Linked DNA regions of Homo sapiens: region 2 is linked to region 1. A link is an interaction called in ENCODE POLR2A ChIA-PET data of the cell type or tissue named here. Cell type or tissue: PC-9. All regions are shown on one strand. Links, peaks and the distances in the headings refer to the core of each region. The heading gives the core; the rest is flanking DNA.

Region 1 (7,909 bases), core at 2,288-6,287:
TAATGCTTATACAAATTCTGTCATGAAGGTAGAGTAATTGATATTACAAAAGAGAGAAAGTAAATAGCCTATTATCATTATATAGTTAGAGGTTGAAATCTCATTCTGTTTGATCTAACTCTACCCCAGTGCTATCTAGTATATCATATGGTGCTGAAGGATGAAACTCACTGAAGGAAAGAGTAATATTTTTACAGAAACTATCAGCCAGATAATAGGATGGAAATAATAGATTGGGGATTAAAGGGCACCAAAATTGTAGTTGTAGCTGTAGTTCTCAAAGGAAAGTACTGGAAAAGCAACAAAGAATGAAAAACATTGCTTTAGCAAATGCTTTCATTTAAGGTGTTGGTGAAGAAATATAAGCATAAAAAATTGCACCTGAAATGTTTAGCTATGCCTTGTTTTCTAACAAATTTTACGTAAACTATTTTTGATGGCTGTATTAGTCCATTTTCACACTACTATGAAGATGTACCCAGACTGAGTAATTTGCAAAGGAAAAAGGTTTAATTGACTCACAGCTCCACATGGCTGGGGAGGCTTCAGGAAACTTAAAATCATCGCAGAAGGGGAAGCAGACACATTCTTCACAAGGCAGCAGAAAAGGGAAAGAGCCAAGTGGGAAGATCCCCTTATAAAACCATCAGCTCTCATGACAACTTACTCACTATCATGAGAACAGCATGGGGGAAACCACCCCCATGATCCAATCACCTCCCACTGGGTCCCTCTCTCGACACTTGGGAATTATAGTTCGAGATGAGATTTGGGATGGAACACAGAGCCAAACCATATCAATAGCTCTTTAAGGATTAAGTTTGGATATGGGTGAGAGTAAACCAAAAAGTAGTTGTGGTCTAAACAAGAGAGAATTTTATTTCTCTATATAAGTACTACAAAGACTACTTATACTTGAGGAAGGACCCTACTACATTATTGAAAATTTATGCAGTGAATCTTTCTCTCTTCTTTCCCCGAGGAGACCTCCAGCCTTTTACCAGGGTAACTGTGCACTGGGGAAAGGGAAATGATCAGACATTTCTGGACTACTGGACACTGGCTCTGAGCGGACATTGATTCCAGGGGACCCCAAATGTCATTATGGTCCTCCAGTTAAAGTAGGGGTTTATGGAGGTAAGATAATTAATGGGGTTTTAGCTCAGGTCTGACTTATTTTACAGTGGGTCCAGTAGGTCCCCAGACTCATCCTGTAGTAATTTCCCCAGTGCCAGAATGCATAATTAGCATAGACATACTTAGCAGCTGGCAGAACCCTCACATTGGTTCCCTGACTTGTAGGGTGAGAGCTATTATGGTGGAAAAGGCCAAATGGAAGCCATTAGAGCTGCCTCTACCTAGAAAAATAGGATTATGGAAATTAGTGCCAGCATCCAGGATTTGAAAGACACAGGGGTGGTGATTCCCACCACATCTCCATTCAACTCTCCTATTCGGCCTGTGCAGAAGACAGGTGGATCTTGGAGAATGACAGTGGATTATCGTAAGCTTAACCAAGTGGTGACTCCAGTTGCAGCTGCTGTACCAGATGTGGTTTCATTGCTTGAGCATATTAACACATCTCATGGTACCTGGTATGCAGCCATTGACTTGACAAATGCCTTTTTCTCTATTCGTGTCCACAAGGCCCAACAGAAGAAATTTGCCTTCAGCTGGCAAGGCCAGCAATAGGCTTTTACTGTCCTACTTCAAGGATATATCAACTTTGTGGCTTTGTGTCATAATCTTATTCGGAGAGAACTTGATTGCTTTTTGCTTCTGCAAGATATCACACTGGCCCACTACATTGATGACATTATGCTGATTGGATCCAGTGGACCAAGGAGTAGCAAACGCACTGGACTTGGTGAGACATTTGAGTGCCAGAGAATGGGAAATAAATGTGACTGAAATTCAGGGAACTTCCATCTCAGTAAAATTTCTACAGGTCCAGTGATGTGGGACCTGTTGAGATATTCCTTCTAAGATAAAGGATAAGCTGCTGCATTTGGCCTCTCCTACAACCAAGAAAGAGGCACAATGCCTAGTGCACCTATTTGGATTTTGGAGGCAACACATTCCTCATTTGGGTGTGCTACTCTAGCCCATTTATCTAGTGACCCGAGAGACTGCCAATTTTGAGTGGGGCCCAGAACAGGAGAAGGCTCTGCAACAGGTCCAGGCTGCTGTGCAAGCTGCTCTGCCATTTGGGACATATAACATAGCAGATCCAATGGTGCTTGAGGTATCAGTGGCAGATAGACATGTTGTTGGAGCCTTTGGCAAGCTCCCATAGGTGAATCACAGCAGAGGCCTCTAGGATTTTGGAGCAAGACCATGCCACCTTCTGCAGATACTACTCTCCTTTTGAGAGACAGATCTTGGCCTGTTACTGGGCTTTGGTGGAAACTGAACGTTTGACTGTGGATCATCAAGTCACTGTGAGACCTGAACTGCCTATCATAAACTGGGTGCTTTCTGACCCATCTTGCCATAAAGTGGGTCATGCACAACAGCATTCCATCATCAAATGGAAGTGGTATATATGTGATTGGGCTGGAGCAGGCCCTGAAGGCACAAGTAAGTTACATGAGGAAGTGACTCAAATGCCCATGGTCTCCACTCCTGCCACCCTGCCTTCTCTCCCAAAACCTGCACTGATGGCCTCATGGGGAGTTCTCTATGATCAGTTGACAGAGGAAGAGATGACTAGGGCCTGGTTCACAGATGGTTTTGCATGATATTCAGGCACCCCCCGAAAGTGGACAGCTGCAGCACTACAGCCCCTTTCTAGGACATCCCTGAAGGACAGCACTGAAGGTAAATCTTCCCAGTGGGCAGAACTTCAAGCAATGAACCTGGTTGTGCAGTTTACGTGGAGGGAGATATGGCCAGATGTGTGATTATATACTGATTCATGGGCTATAGCCAGTGGCTTGGCTGGACAGTTGGGGACTTGGAAGAAGCATGATTGGAAAATTGGTGACAAAGAAATTTGGGGAAGAAGTATGTGGATGGACCTCTTTCAGTGTTCAAAAACTGTGAAGATATTTGTATTCCATGTGAGTGATCACCAGCGGGTGACCTCAGTGGAGGTGGAATTTAATAATAAAGTGGATAGGATGACTTATTCTGTGGATACCACTCAGCCTCTTTCCCTAGCCATCCCTGTCATTGCCCAATGGGCCCATGAACAAAGTGGCCAAGGTGGCAGGGACGGAGGTGAGGCATGGACTTTCACTCACCAAGGCTGACCTGGCTATGGCCATTGCCACTGCTGAGTGCCCAATTTGCCAGCAGCAGAGACCAACACTCAGCCCTTGATATATCACCGTTCATCAGGGTGATCAGCCAGCTACCTGGTGGCAGGTGGATTACATTGGAGCTCTTCCATCAAGGAAAGGACAGAGGTTTGTCCTCACTGGAATATAGACACTTACTCCAGATATGGGTTTGCCTATCCTGCACACAATGCTTCTGCTAAGACTACTATCTGTGAACTCACAGAATGCCTTATCCATTGTCATGGTATTCCACACAGCATTGCCTGTGACCAAGGCACTCACTTTAGAGCTAAAGAAGTGTGGCAGTAGGCTCATGCTCATGGAATTCACTGGTCTTACCATGTTCCCCATCATCCTGAAGCAGCTGGATTGATAGAACGGTGGAATGGCCTTTTGAAGTCACAATTACAATGCCAACCAGGTGACAATACATTGCAGGGCTGGGGCAAAGTTCTCCAGAAGGCTGTGTATGCTCTGAATCAGCGTCTAATATATGGTATTATTTCTCCCATAGTCAGGATTCATGGGTCCAGGAATCAAAGGGTAGAAGTGGAAGGGGCATCACTCACCATCACCCCTAGTGATTCACTAGCAAAATTGTTGCTTTCTGTTCTCGCGACATTATGTTCTGCTGGCCTAGAGGTTTTCATTCCAGAGGGAGCAATGCTGCCACCAGGAGACACAATAACAATTCCGCCAAACTGGGAGTTAAGATTGCCACCTGGACACTTTGGGCTTCTCCTACCTTTAAGTAACAGGCTAAGAAGGGAGTTAAAAGGTTAGCTGGGGTGATTGACCTGGACTATCAAGATGAAATCAGTCTACTTCTCCAGGACTGGGTGAGGAAGGGTATGCATGGAATGCAGGAGATCCAGTAGGGCGTCTCTTAGTATTACCATGTCCTGTGATTAAGGTCAATGGGAAACTACAACAGCCCAATACAGGCAGGACTACAAATGACCCAGACCCTTCAGGAATGAAAGTTTGAGTCACTCTACCAGAAAAAAAGCCACGACCTGCTGAGGTGCTTGCTGAAGGCAAAGGGAATACAGAATGGGTGGTAGAAGGTAGTCATAAATACCAGCTATGACCACGTGACCAGCTGCAGCAAGGAGGACTGTTATTTTCATGAGTATTTCCTCCTTCCTTTTTAAAAAACATGTTTGTGCATGTGTACATTGTACAAATGGATGAAGAAAATATCTTCATTTTATTTCCTTTTCTGTTATCATGTGACATGAGATTTATTGACTTCACATCAGCATTTAAGTATTGTTAACTTTATGTAATAGTATTTGGGTTGGGGATTGGTGCTTTTCCAGTTGTACGATGAATAGTTGTATTACGTTAGGCATAATTATGACTTATTATTGTCTTTATTTGAAGATTATGTATGATCTCAGGAGATGTGTATGGGTTCAAGTTAACAAGGGGTGGACTTGTGATGGTTAATACTGAGTGTCCACTTGATTGGACTGAAGGATGCAATCTTGATTCTGGGTGTGTCTGTAGGGTGTTGCCAAAAGAGATTAACATTTGAGTTAGTGGGCGGAGTCTTCAGTTTTGGGACTCAGACTGGCTCTCCTTGCTCCTCAGCTTGCAGACAGCCTATTGCGGGACCTTGTGATCATGTAAGTTAATACTTAACAAACTCCCCTTTATATACCTATAATACACGTATCCTAATAGAACCCTGACTAATACAGCTACATTAGCGCTGCATTGTATTAAGGACCCTAATCCTTCAAGCTTATGGCTCTGCCATGTGACTGCCATTCCCACGGTGACCTCTTCATCAAGGATGGCTACCCCAACCACATTAAAGCCAGCAGAAAGAGTTGGACAGATCATTTCCCCTTACATCATTTTGGCCGTAACTTAGTCATACAGACATACCTAAATTCAAAGGAAGCTAGCAATGTAGTCTGTATTCTAGATGGCCATATACACAGATAAAATATGCAAATTCTATTACCAAGAAAGAAGGGAACAGCAGATATTGGGGGATATATAGTTGTCTTTAACGCAAATAAATTAATGTGTATTTCATTTCTTTTATCCCTCATAGAATACAGTGTTGGAGCAGGGTAATATTAGATATTAAATTAAATGCATGGTAATCCATATAGTAGTTGATTGCCTGTGTGAGAAGATCTTATGAAATTTCCCTTTGATTATTTCCAAGGGACAGATAAGGCAAAGTCATGCTTCTCTAGCAGTCTCTGAAGAATGGAAAGCTTTTCAATTTGAGATAGAGTTTACTAGAAGTAAGATGAATTGAAAAGATGAAGGTTAAAGGCCAGAAATGTGTTGAATGACAACAGTAATGAGAACAATTATCCCTAAAAAGGAGTAAGGGAGTGATGTGGATTGGGTATGGACTCAATGGGTGTCAGAAAATGTAAAAAGGCAATACAGAGGAAGTTAGGAAAGTTAACTAGATTTTTTTGTGCTGATACAAATTGACCATGCCCATCCTGCAATATGTCATATACGCTTCTAATACATTTTTAATTAAAGTCAGCATGATGTATTAAAACAAAGCATAATAATAATAAAATTTTAAAAAATGTAAACTTTTACAATCATTGAAAGGCAAAAATAAAATAAAACAAAATAAAATACAGTTGATCCTTAATATCTGTGGTACATTTATTCCAGGACGCCCCTCTTCACCCTCCAGATACCAAAGTCTATAGATGCTCAAGTCACTAATATAAAATGGTGTAGTATTTGCATATAACCTATGCACATCCTCTCATAGACTTTATTTCTAATTAATTTTATTATTTTTAATTTTTGTGGGTACATAGTATGTATTTATATGTGTATATATATACATATATATGGGGTACATTACATGTTTTGATATAGTGATAGCTTAACAGGATGACTATAGTCAATAATAACTTGATTGTACATTTTAAATAAGAGTGCAATTGGATTGTTTGTAACTCCTGTATACTTTAAATCATCTCCAGTTTACTAATACCTAATACAATGTAAATGCAAGGTAAATAATTGTTATACTGTATTGTTTAAGGGATAATGACAAGAAATAAAGTCTGTACATGTTCACTGCAGAAGCAGCCATCCATTCTTCTTTTTAAAAAAATATTTTTGACTAGTGGATACACAGGCTGACTGTATTCTCAAAATATGCAATAAAATTTCCTCAAAGACAGAATAAACTGAATGGAACAAATAGCTCCAGAGCCAGAGGGAACACCTTAAAGTAACCTTGTTTAAACTTGCAGCATCTTTGCTATTATGCCTTTTTATTTGTGTTTAACTTTAAAAATCACCAAAATTTAAAAAATTTAAAATGTATTCCAATAAATATTTTAAGCTTAAAATTTCACCATAAATTTGACATATCCTTGTCAATAAATTTCAAATATGAAATTCCAGAAAGTAAAAATTCAATTTTCCATAATCCCTACATCCAAAATTAATCATTTGCTATATAACTTTATAGGCTTTTTACTATGGATTTATTTAGGCTAACTATTTGGAATAAAAATGTAATACATATTTTGTGAGTTACTGGTAGGATGATACTGAATTACAAAGAGAGAAGAAAACATATCAGATTTATAATTAGGAAATTTATTTATTTATTCTAAATAATTCATAAACTTAAGCTGGTATATGTGTGTTCATACAACAGCAACATTTTATTTGTATTGCCCCCATAATTCATGAAAAGTGAAGATCTTAGTGCTGCCAAAGAGGCATCATGATGCAAGGTTTTCACACATCTTGGATGGAAATTTCAATGAGTGTAATTTTTTATTGAAGTCAAATCTGTTGCGATATAGCTGTGCTAATTTTTTTAAATCAAAGAACAGTTTCCTCCTACAACAGCAAGAAAACGTTTATCAAAATACTTTTTTAGTGAAGAGATTTCACTGAATCACTTTCATGTTTATAATTAATACTCTAATTTGAATCACATATAAATAAATTTTTCTAAGCACCAAGGGCCCTAACAATCAAGTTTCTCCAGCTAAGTCCCAGATATCATCTTTATAGCAATTCTCTTAATGCACAGCAAAATCGCCCACAGTTTTGCTTTAAAATTATTAACTAAGAGGGTCCAGGCCGGACGCGGTGGCTCACGCCTGTAATCCCAGCACTTTGGGAGGCCGAGGCGGGTGGATCACGAGGTCAGGAGATTGAGACCATCCTGCTAACACGGTGAAATCTCGTCTCTACTAAAAATACAAAAAATTAGCCGGGCGTGGTGGCAGGCGCCTGTAGCCCCAGCTACTCGGGAGGCTGAGGCAAGAGAATGGCATGAACCCGGAAGGCGGAGCTGGCAGTGAGCTGAGATCACGCCACTGCACTCCAGCCCCGGGTGACAGAGCGAGACTCCGTCTCAAAAAAAAAAAAAAAAAAAGCGTTCAAGCTTGAAAAAAAAAAAACCCAAAATATTTTTATGAACCACTCCCCTCCATTACTAAAATTAAAAATGAATTAACCTATTTTACCATTTTAAAATAATTTTACAATTAAGAAACAAAAAAACACTCAGCTCAGGAAATCTCACAAATAGCTTTCTCAGCGGAGCCACTGTGTATTGCTGCAGAGCTAGCTTTCAAAATCTGTTCCTATTTTGTTAT
Region 2 (7,909 bases), core at 2,185-6,184, 290 kb before region 1:
TCGCTCAGAGGACCTTCCTGCCTCTGGAATCCTAAGACCTTTCCTTGGTTGTCTGAAGGGCACAGATGGTGTCACACACTAGGGATGTCTGCCGGGTGTTCATCCTGATATCCGTCAGGATGCTGGCCTCGGCTTTGCAACTCAATCATCCAGGAGATGCTTCATAAATGGTCAGCAAGTGTTTGAACCTACGTTGTATGGCAGACACTTGCTTCTAATAGAAAATTCAACCGAGGCTTTAAGTCAAAATAAAAATTGCTAACAATCACAGAGTCCTTACAGTGCCCCAGGCACTTTTCCAAATGCTTGCCTGTATTAACTCAGGTAGTGATCCCAGAACCCTTACAAGGTTGGTGCTATTAGTCTTCTCATTTTAGAGATGAGGAAACTGTCCTATGAAGAGGTTTGAAAACTTGCCCAAGAGCATCTGGCTCCAGAGCCTGGGCTCTTAACTGCAGCACTACAAAGGATTATATCAAGACCACAATTAAAGCAAATCTTACCTGAAGCCCACTCACATGTACAGTATTTGTTTTATGGGGGTCCTGAAACTAGCTACATGTGCCTCTGCAAATGTCATCAAGTTTCTAGGCTCCTTGTATTACACATTACAGCAACTGAAGACAGTTGATAGATGGCTGTTCCCCTTCTTCCTTGATTTGCAGCATAGTCAAGCCTTCGGGTCTGGAGACAGGAAAGAGCTGAGGTAAGAGAAATGAGGCCCTAAGAGGAGCACAGATGACCAAGTGGGGTCCTTAGAGGAAACACTGGCCAAGTTGGTTTCAGCAGTCACGATTCTTCATAACTCCTCTGCCAGTGTGCACCTGGCCCCAACCCCCGGACTCTGCCTACTACCGGGTCAGTGCAGTCTCCATCCTGGGGCCAGTGTGCTGCCAGCTTACAGCTCCAAACAGAGAAAGGTAGGCTTGCCATCAGGCCTAGGCCAAAACCCCCTGCCAAGCCGGTTCTCCTAGATTCCAACCCAAAGCAGGAACAAAGACAGGGTTGGAAGAAGGAGAGAGAACTGAAACCAAGGAACTGAACATTGTAGCTGTGCCAGAGCTCTCAGCACAGGGCTGGTAGCTGCCTCATTAAGGCCTGCAGCCAGGAGGGTAGGGTACACACTGAGCCCCTTTCACTCTGTGAGCCAGATCAGCTGTTGTCTGTTGAGGGCTGACAGAGGCCTTGCCTGCTACGAAGAGGTGAGAGGTAATTTATCTCCCTCCAGCGGGGCTTCCTGTTGGTGGTGATTTAAGTGCAAACTCCACACCAGGGTCCTGCCAGGCCATGTGGGATTCAACAGCCCTCAAGGACTCTTTTGGGAGTTGGGTATCTTAAAGACAAGTTCAGAGATGGAAGAAGCTGCATGATCAAGCCCAATTCCCTCATAGTTACGATGAAGGGAGGAGGGCTGACCAAGGTTAACTGGTGACTCAGTGGCAGTTTGGATTAGAATCCAAGTTAACCCCAGATATCATGGTCACTTTCTGGTTTTCTCCCTCTCTCCCTCTTTATTTATTTTTAAATCTGCATCCTTGTTGTACCAAGAAAGTGCCACAGAGGGGCAGCACTGTGGGGTTTTGAAGGAGAAAGGAACTCTTTCCAGCTGGGCTATCAAGTCAGGCTTCCTTGGCGAGGTAGTCTTTGGTGTGGATTCTGAGGACAAGGAGGACTACAGAGCCCAGGCCAGGATGAGAGTGTGCTCGAAACTGCCTCAGTGCAGGAGCAGGGGCAAGAGGATGCTGCCTCTAAAAAGAACATTGCCCCTTTCTCTCTTCACTCCCTCTTCCCAGCATCTTCTCTTTCTTTCTCTTTTTAAACAATCCTTTTGAATTTCTCCTGATATAAAAGGGAATGCTCACTCCCCCTGGGTGCAGCCAGGGTTTTGGAGAGAATGGGGTCAGAGAAAGCACTTGTTGAGGTCTACTTCTCCTTAGAGGAAGAAGAGAAGAACCCCAGGTCATATGTCTTGTCCCCAGCCCAGCCCATTAGGAAGAACAAATAGGGCCCCTAAGAACAAGAAACCAGACAGCCCTGGCTGTAAGGAGGGCAAGTGATTCTAAATGCATTTTGGTAAAGAGCATGTGACAGAGCTGCCCTTGTCTCCAAAAGACTCCATCAGAGCAAAGCACCCACCCCAAAGCCCCTCGCTGTTGAGATGTTTATGCCAACTAGAACTGAGGCATGGTTAGGTTTAGAGATGATTCTGTAAGGAGGGATGGCTGCCCAGTCTCTAGAAGTAGAACCAGCTTCCTTATAAGGTGGTGAGTTCACCATCCCTGAAAGCATGTGAGCGGACCCCCGAAGGGAAAGATGTAGCTTTCCGAGGGCTTCTAGACATATGCTGCTCTGACCTCACTGCTTGCCCGGTCCTGCATTTTGGAGTCCAGGTGAGATTCAAGTCCAAACACAATGCTTAGTTTCATAATTTCCTCCTTGGTCTGCCTGAAGCCCCATAGGCTTGTGGAGAGGGTGATACACAGCATGAACAGTGAAAGAGGGGACAATTAGACAAGAGTTTGGATCCTGATGTCCTCACAGCTGTGGGCTTTGGCCAAGCCATTTCCTCCCTGAGCTTCAGTCTCATCTTCTGTACCTGGTCCCAGGCTACCTCCTGGAGCTTGTGAACATCCAGTACCACGAAGTGCAGAGATCTTGGCACAACTGGGGAAGTGTGCAGGTGAAAGATTAAGTCTAGCCCATCCATTCATCTTGCAGCCAGCAGGGGTGATAGGAGGTCAACTGCACCATGCTCTGAGCTAGGTTCTAGAATAAATTCTACATAATGTACACATATATACATACACACATATATACCCATATATACACACACGTAGGTACATGCATATGTACATACACACGTACATAAAACCCTCTGTGTGTGTGTGCATATATAGATATATATATATATACACACACACATATACATATTCTACCCCAAGAGTTCCACCCCAAGAGTTCCAAAGGGAAGGTAGCAGGGGAAATACAGTTTTCACTTAGAAGAAGCAGACTCAGGTCTCTGTAAAGCTGCATTTTACCACCAGAGAGCTATGGTGTAATCCATGCTGTTAAATCAGCGTTTCTGGATGATGAAGATGAATTCCTCCTCCTTTCTACTTCTTTTCTTGGTCCCCTTACCCTATTCTGCTCACTAACACCTCCATAGGGTCAGAGAAAAGATCAATTCAAATTAGTCAATTTGCTTCTTTTTAGTCGCTGTTGGGAACAAAGTGGGAGGATGAGGAGGTGGCTACTAATGGATTTTTGAAAAGCAGAGTTGAGGCATTATCTGAGCATGATGAGCAGGCTGGCTATTTCCTCCTCACCCATGACAGAGAAATGAATGTTGGCCCTTATTTATAGAGTGCAGTTCTGTACCTGAGCATCTCTCTTCCAGCTCGCAACTCCTACTCATCCTTCAATGCCCAAATCATATGGCTCCTTTTGGAGCCTTCCCTGACTTTCCTGGGCAGAGAACACATTTCATCCTCTGCATCCACATCACTTTGTTCATGTCTGGGTTCTTGTCTGCCATCTGCTTCTCTGTTGGCTGCTTTTGTCTTTGTCACGTGATTAGAAACTCCTTGAGGTGCTGACCTTGTCTGATTTGTCCTGATGTTCACGGCCCAACACAGGGTGTGACCATTGGTAGATACTCAGATATTACCTGTTTAATGAGTGCGTAATTTCTAAAAGAACACTCTGACTTTAGTATTCAGTGGAGAGAGGGTTAAGGAATGGATATTACTCATTCATTTTCTGATGGGAAGAAAATGTAACAAGACCTAAATCCCATCATTTCTACTAGAATAGTTTAAGTTTTTGCCAGCCAGTTCTAAGAGAAACAAAACTTATGTTCTAACCATTTCACAGCTATCTGTGTACTAAGACTGGGCATGAAATGACAAGTTTAGCATTCACTGCAGCATCAATGGTGGGAAGGGACATTGTATGCATCTGCTACCCACAGCCATCTCATTCAGTTGATCTGTGTGAACTTATTTTACAGCCAAGGAAACTATAATCTTATAATAATATATGAAAGAGGTATAAAATAAGCATTTTAAGGAACCAGGGTTTCAAATAAAATTAGGCTCTTTGCCTCTTAAAACTCCAATCCTAATAACTCATCCATTTTTGCTTAAAAACTGTGAGCAGTTCTAAGCTGTCCTCAAAACAGACTCAAACCACTTAGCTTGGTCTGAAAAATCCCTGATTCATACCCTCACCTCCCTCTCTAAGTGAGTCCCTTGGTCTCTCAGACTCACCTCTCCACATTCCACAGTCTCAGGAGGGAGGTGAAGGTGCACAGGATTCCCCGAGGCACAGTCCTTGCCTATGTGTCTCCATCTCCCGGCCTGGAAATTCCTAACACCCTTCCCTGAAGCATCTTAACCTCCTTGCTTGGTTCCTGCCTGGCTACATCTCATCTCCAGGACTGAGTGCAGACAACCTGCTCCCAAGAAGCTTCCATGGTTCCACCCCTCAATCTGGGTCAGGGACTCCTCCTCTGAGCTCCCCAAGCACCCATTCCTAATGCAACACTGATCAAAGTGTGTTGTCTAGCCATTAGTGCGTCTCCTGGTAAAACCAGAAGCAACTCAACTGCAGGGGCTGACCTAGTCCTCATTTATACCCAGTGCCTGGTACAGCACTCACATAGAAGAGGCACTCATATATCTGCTGAATGAATGATCCTCCTTCTACCCTGAAGGCGAGAAAGACCAATAGTCTATCATGTAAGTAAATTCCAAGAGAACAGGTAAAAGTGACCTGTGGGAGGTTCCAGTGGAAAATTCCTACTCTAGCAAATTGACTCTATGATGATCAAATTAAGACAACTGTTTACATCAACCTACTTTATCGATGCAACTTCCCCAAGAAACCTTGATAGCACCAGGCCATGGAGTCCTAAGAATGGGGCCCAGACTCATTAATCTACAGAGTCCCAGTAGCTAGGGCCCAGTAAAGATTTTTGAATGAATGACTAACACTGCATTGGGAAAGAGCTCTGGGGAAGAGAAAGGAAGGGTAGAAGAATCTCCAGAAAAGCCAGCCAGAACATAAACACCCAAGTCCTTTCTGCCCTCGCTTCATTCCACAGGCTCCTCATTCCTTCTGCTCCAATCCTACTGGTCACTCGAGACTGGGTAAAGCCCAAGTGCATTCCCCGATCAGAGATTTAGTTCTGGCTCTTCCTTCTAGCCTTGCTCCCTCACTTTCTCCAGATGCTGCCCAAATAATGCCTTATCCAGAGGTGTTCCCTGGCACTGTATATAAAACAGTAATGTCCATTTCCCTCAACTCTCTAGCTCTCTGACTTAGCTTTATTTTTTTCTGCTTTATTTTTTTCATAGCACCTAATACTACCAGATGTAATACATACATGTTTGCTACTTGTTGATGATCCCTTGATCCTACTTGAATGCAAGCTCCTTGAGAACAGGAACTTGGTTTTGTTCTGTCCTGTATCCCTAGCACCAAGATAGTGCGAGCCACCCACTGCATGGTTCATGTTCCATGAACATCTACTGACTGAATGGATGACTGGGTGAATGACTGCCTTAGAAAAGCTAACAGGCAAGGAAGAAAGCCCTGAATGAGCATGTGCTTGGACCCTGACTGTCTTGCTGAGTGCCAGGCCAGGATACCGGCCCCAAATCAATTGACCCTTACTCTTGGTCTTGGATGTAGGCTAGTCTGAAGGGAAAAAGCCACCGGGAGGGAATTAGTTTTCAGCTAATACCTCATGGGACAAAGGGCTAGGAAAGTAGTAGTTCTAACTTTGGGTATGGCAGAGAAAACCTTCCAATGGCCAGGCTGGAGAGGCAATCTGGCTAAAGTCCGGGTGAGAAAAGGCTTCTATGGATGAAGAGCTCTGAAATAAAAAGGCTGTTAACAGTTTCTCTCCTTTTTAAATCGTTGGGGCTTAACAGTATTTGTGGACAAGGCCTGTCCTAGATTTTAGGCACAAGGCTCAAATGAAATCCAGATATGGGATCAAAGCTATATTCAAGTAGCTCTAAAAAAGGGTAGGTAGGGAAAGGAGCTGGTATTTGCTGAGGTCTCCTGTAACAAGAAACCATGCTCATGCGTGATCTCACTTAATCCTCAACACCAGCTTATAACATGGAGTGTACTATCCCTACCTTACAGGTGGGGAAACAGAAGCTTGGGGATTTAAAATGGTGATTTAAGCAAAATCACTGAGCCAACACAGAGCACAGCTGAGATCTGAAGTCATGTGTGTCTAAGTCGCAAAACTGTTCTCCTTCCTCTGAATTATGCTATAGCTCAGAAACCACTCTAGAGAAAGAAACCACAAGAGGAAGAAAGGAAGCAGGCATGAGATAAACATGTTCCCCAAAGAATAAGAGTCTGGCATAAGAAACAAGTCTGGGATAAGACAATCCTGGGAATGCAAAACAAGCTTTAGATATCACCTGGTCTTACCTTCTGTCCTGTGCTTAGCTTCGTGAAATGCTTCTGGTTTTAGTTTTTCAGAAAAGTCAAGGTATCTAGCTGAAAAAGAGCTTCAAGACAGGATAGCAGAAGATAACACCAAAAACTAGTGCAAGAGTGAAGATGTGTGGCCATCTCAGTGTGTTGGCATTTTTTTCATGACTCCTGACCATGATTCCTTACACTGGGCCTGCGTAAGAGAGATGTGTTAATATACCACAATCCAGGCAGCTGAACGCTTGACCAAACTTTAGTCATCTAGGAGGAATGTCAGCCTACATCAGGTGCAACTCCAATGAAGACATTCTAGTAGATGTGGCCACATTCCTTGCACATAAGAAGGAAAGGATCCATAAGTGACTGGGAGGAGGGGAGAGAGACGAGCAATAAGCAGACAGAGACATTGCGTTGGTGGTCAGGAAAGCGGGTGATGAGAATGGTTAGCTGCAGCCTGTCTGCTGTAAGCGCCCTTGGATGAAACTTCATGAACTGAATTTGTTTCTAAAGATGTTGTAGCAGGTGGGATGCAAGTCCGTTCTCTGACATGGGATCTAAATTCCATCTCAGATTGGCTACCAAAGGACCTCTCCTCCTACTGTCTAAATCTAGTTGGCTAGCATGGGCAGAAAGGAACACTAAATGATTCTGCAAGGAAAAAGGAACCTAGATCTACAGCTCGACTCTGTTCTTCCCCTGCATGTAATTCTCAGCTACCCTCTTTCATTCCTTAACCCTCAAAAGCCTCAAGATAGCACAGATCCCACTCAGAATACAGCTATAGAACCCAGAGCCTTGAACCTTTTCCTTAATAGTTTCATGTCTTTCATAACATAAGCATGCATACGACATACTTCCTGCAGTATAATGATGGTTATCAGTGTGCTACACGTTATAACGAAAGTCAATTGTTTCTTACCTGGAAATATCTCCTGTGATTCAGTTTCACCAATCCAGGCTGATGGGATGAACCAGCTTAGCTGCTGTCTGGCCAAAGTAAGTTGGACTTCCCAAATCAGGACGGTGGCCTCCTAGAGTCCTGTAGCTTTTCTGTCCTTAAGATGGTGGTACCCTGCTAAAAAGGGAATGCAAGTCATGTTACTGTGAGAAGCAATTTCCTATTCTCCACTAGTCACAATGTATTTTTTAAGGAGAGCAGAGAGTCACAAGATCACAGATTATCAGGCCTGAAGGACATCTAAGAGATAGTCTTGTCTAATTCTTTCATTTTATAATTAGGGGATTGAGGCTCACAGAAGAAAGCAGCCTCACTCAGGGACTCAGCAGTTTGGGAGTTGAATCCACATTGGAACATGTCTCTGACTCTCTGGCCTTTGACATATTTTTTAAATGCAGCCACATGGTCAGGCTGACTTCTCAAACAAGTGGTCATTGACCTTGAATGGGAAGTCTTTTTATTTTTTATTTTTTGTTTAACACATTTTGAAAA

The links. ChIA-PET counts read pairs that join two places held together with the same protein. Peaks named below come from ENCODE experiments on the same cell type or tissue, not always from the same donor. Only the 100,000 strongest peaks of a DNase experiment are listed, where the experiment ranks them.
Region 2: POLR2A ChIA-PET joins it to region 1 with 6 read pairs; 1 of 35 experiments calls an interaction of 5 or more read pairs at or near these places.

Annotation. Positions count from the first base shown.
Region 1 is chr2:16,911,302-16,919,210 of GRCh38, forward strand. No RefSeq gene overlaps it. Among named protein-coding and RNA genes, the nearest start is that of LINC01866, 51 kb to the right of the region's middle. In PC-9, for the core only: a CTCF peak has its summit at 3,917; a DNase peak (open chromatin) is centred at 4,210; H3K4me3 peaks cover 314 bases; H3K27ac peaks cover 2,627 bases.
Region 2 is chr2:16,616,486-16,624,394 of GRCh38, forward strand. It overlaps CYRIA (CYFIP related Rac1 interactor A), which reads right to left. Exons shown (of 12, transcript NM_030797.4): 2 at 7,379-7,534. Among named protein-coding and RNA genes, the nearest start is that of CYRIA, 45 kb to the right of the region's middle. In PC-9, for the core only: a CTCF peak has its summit at 4,396; DNase peaks (open chromatin) are centred at 4,286 and 5,036; H3K27ac peaks cover 2,765 bases.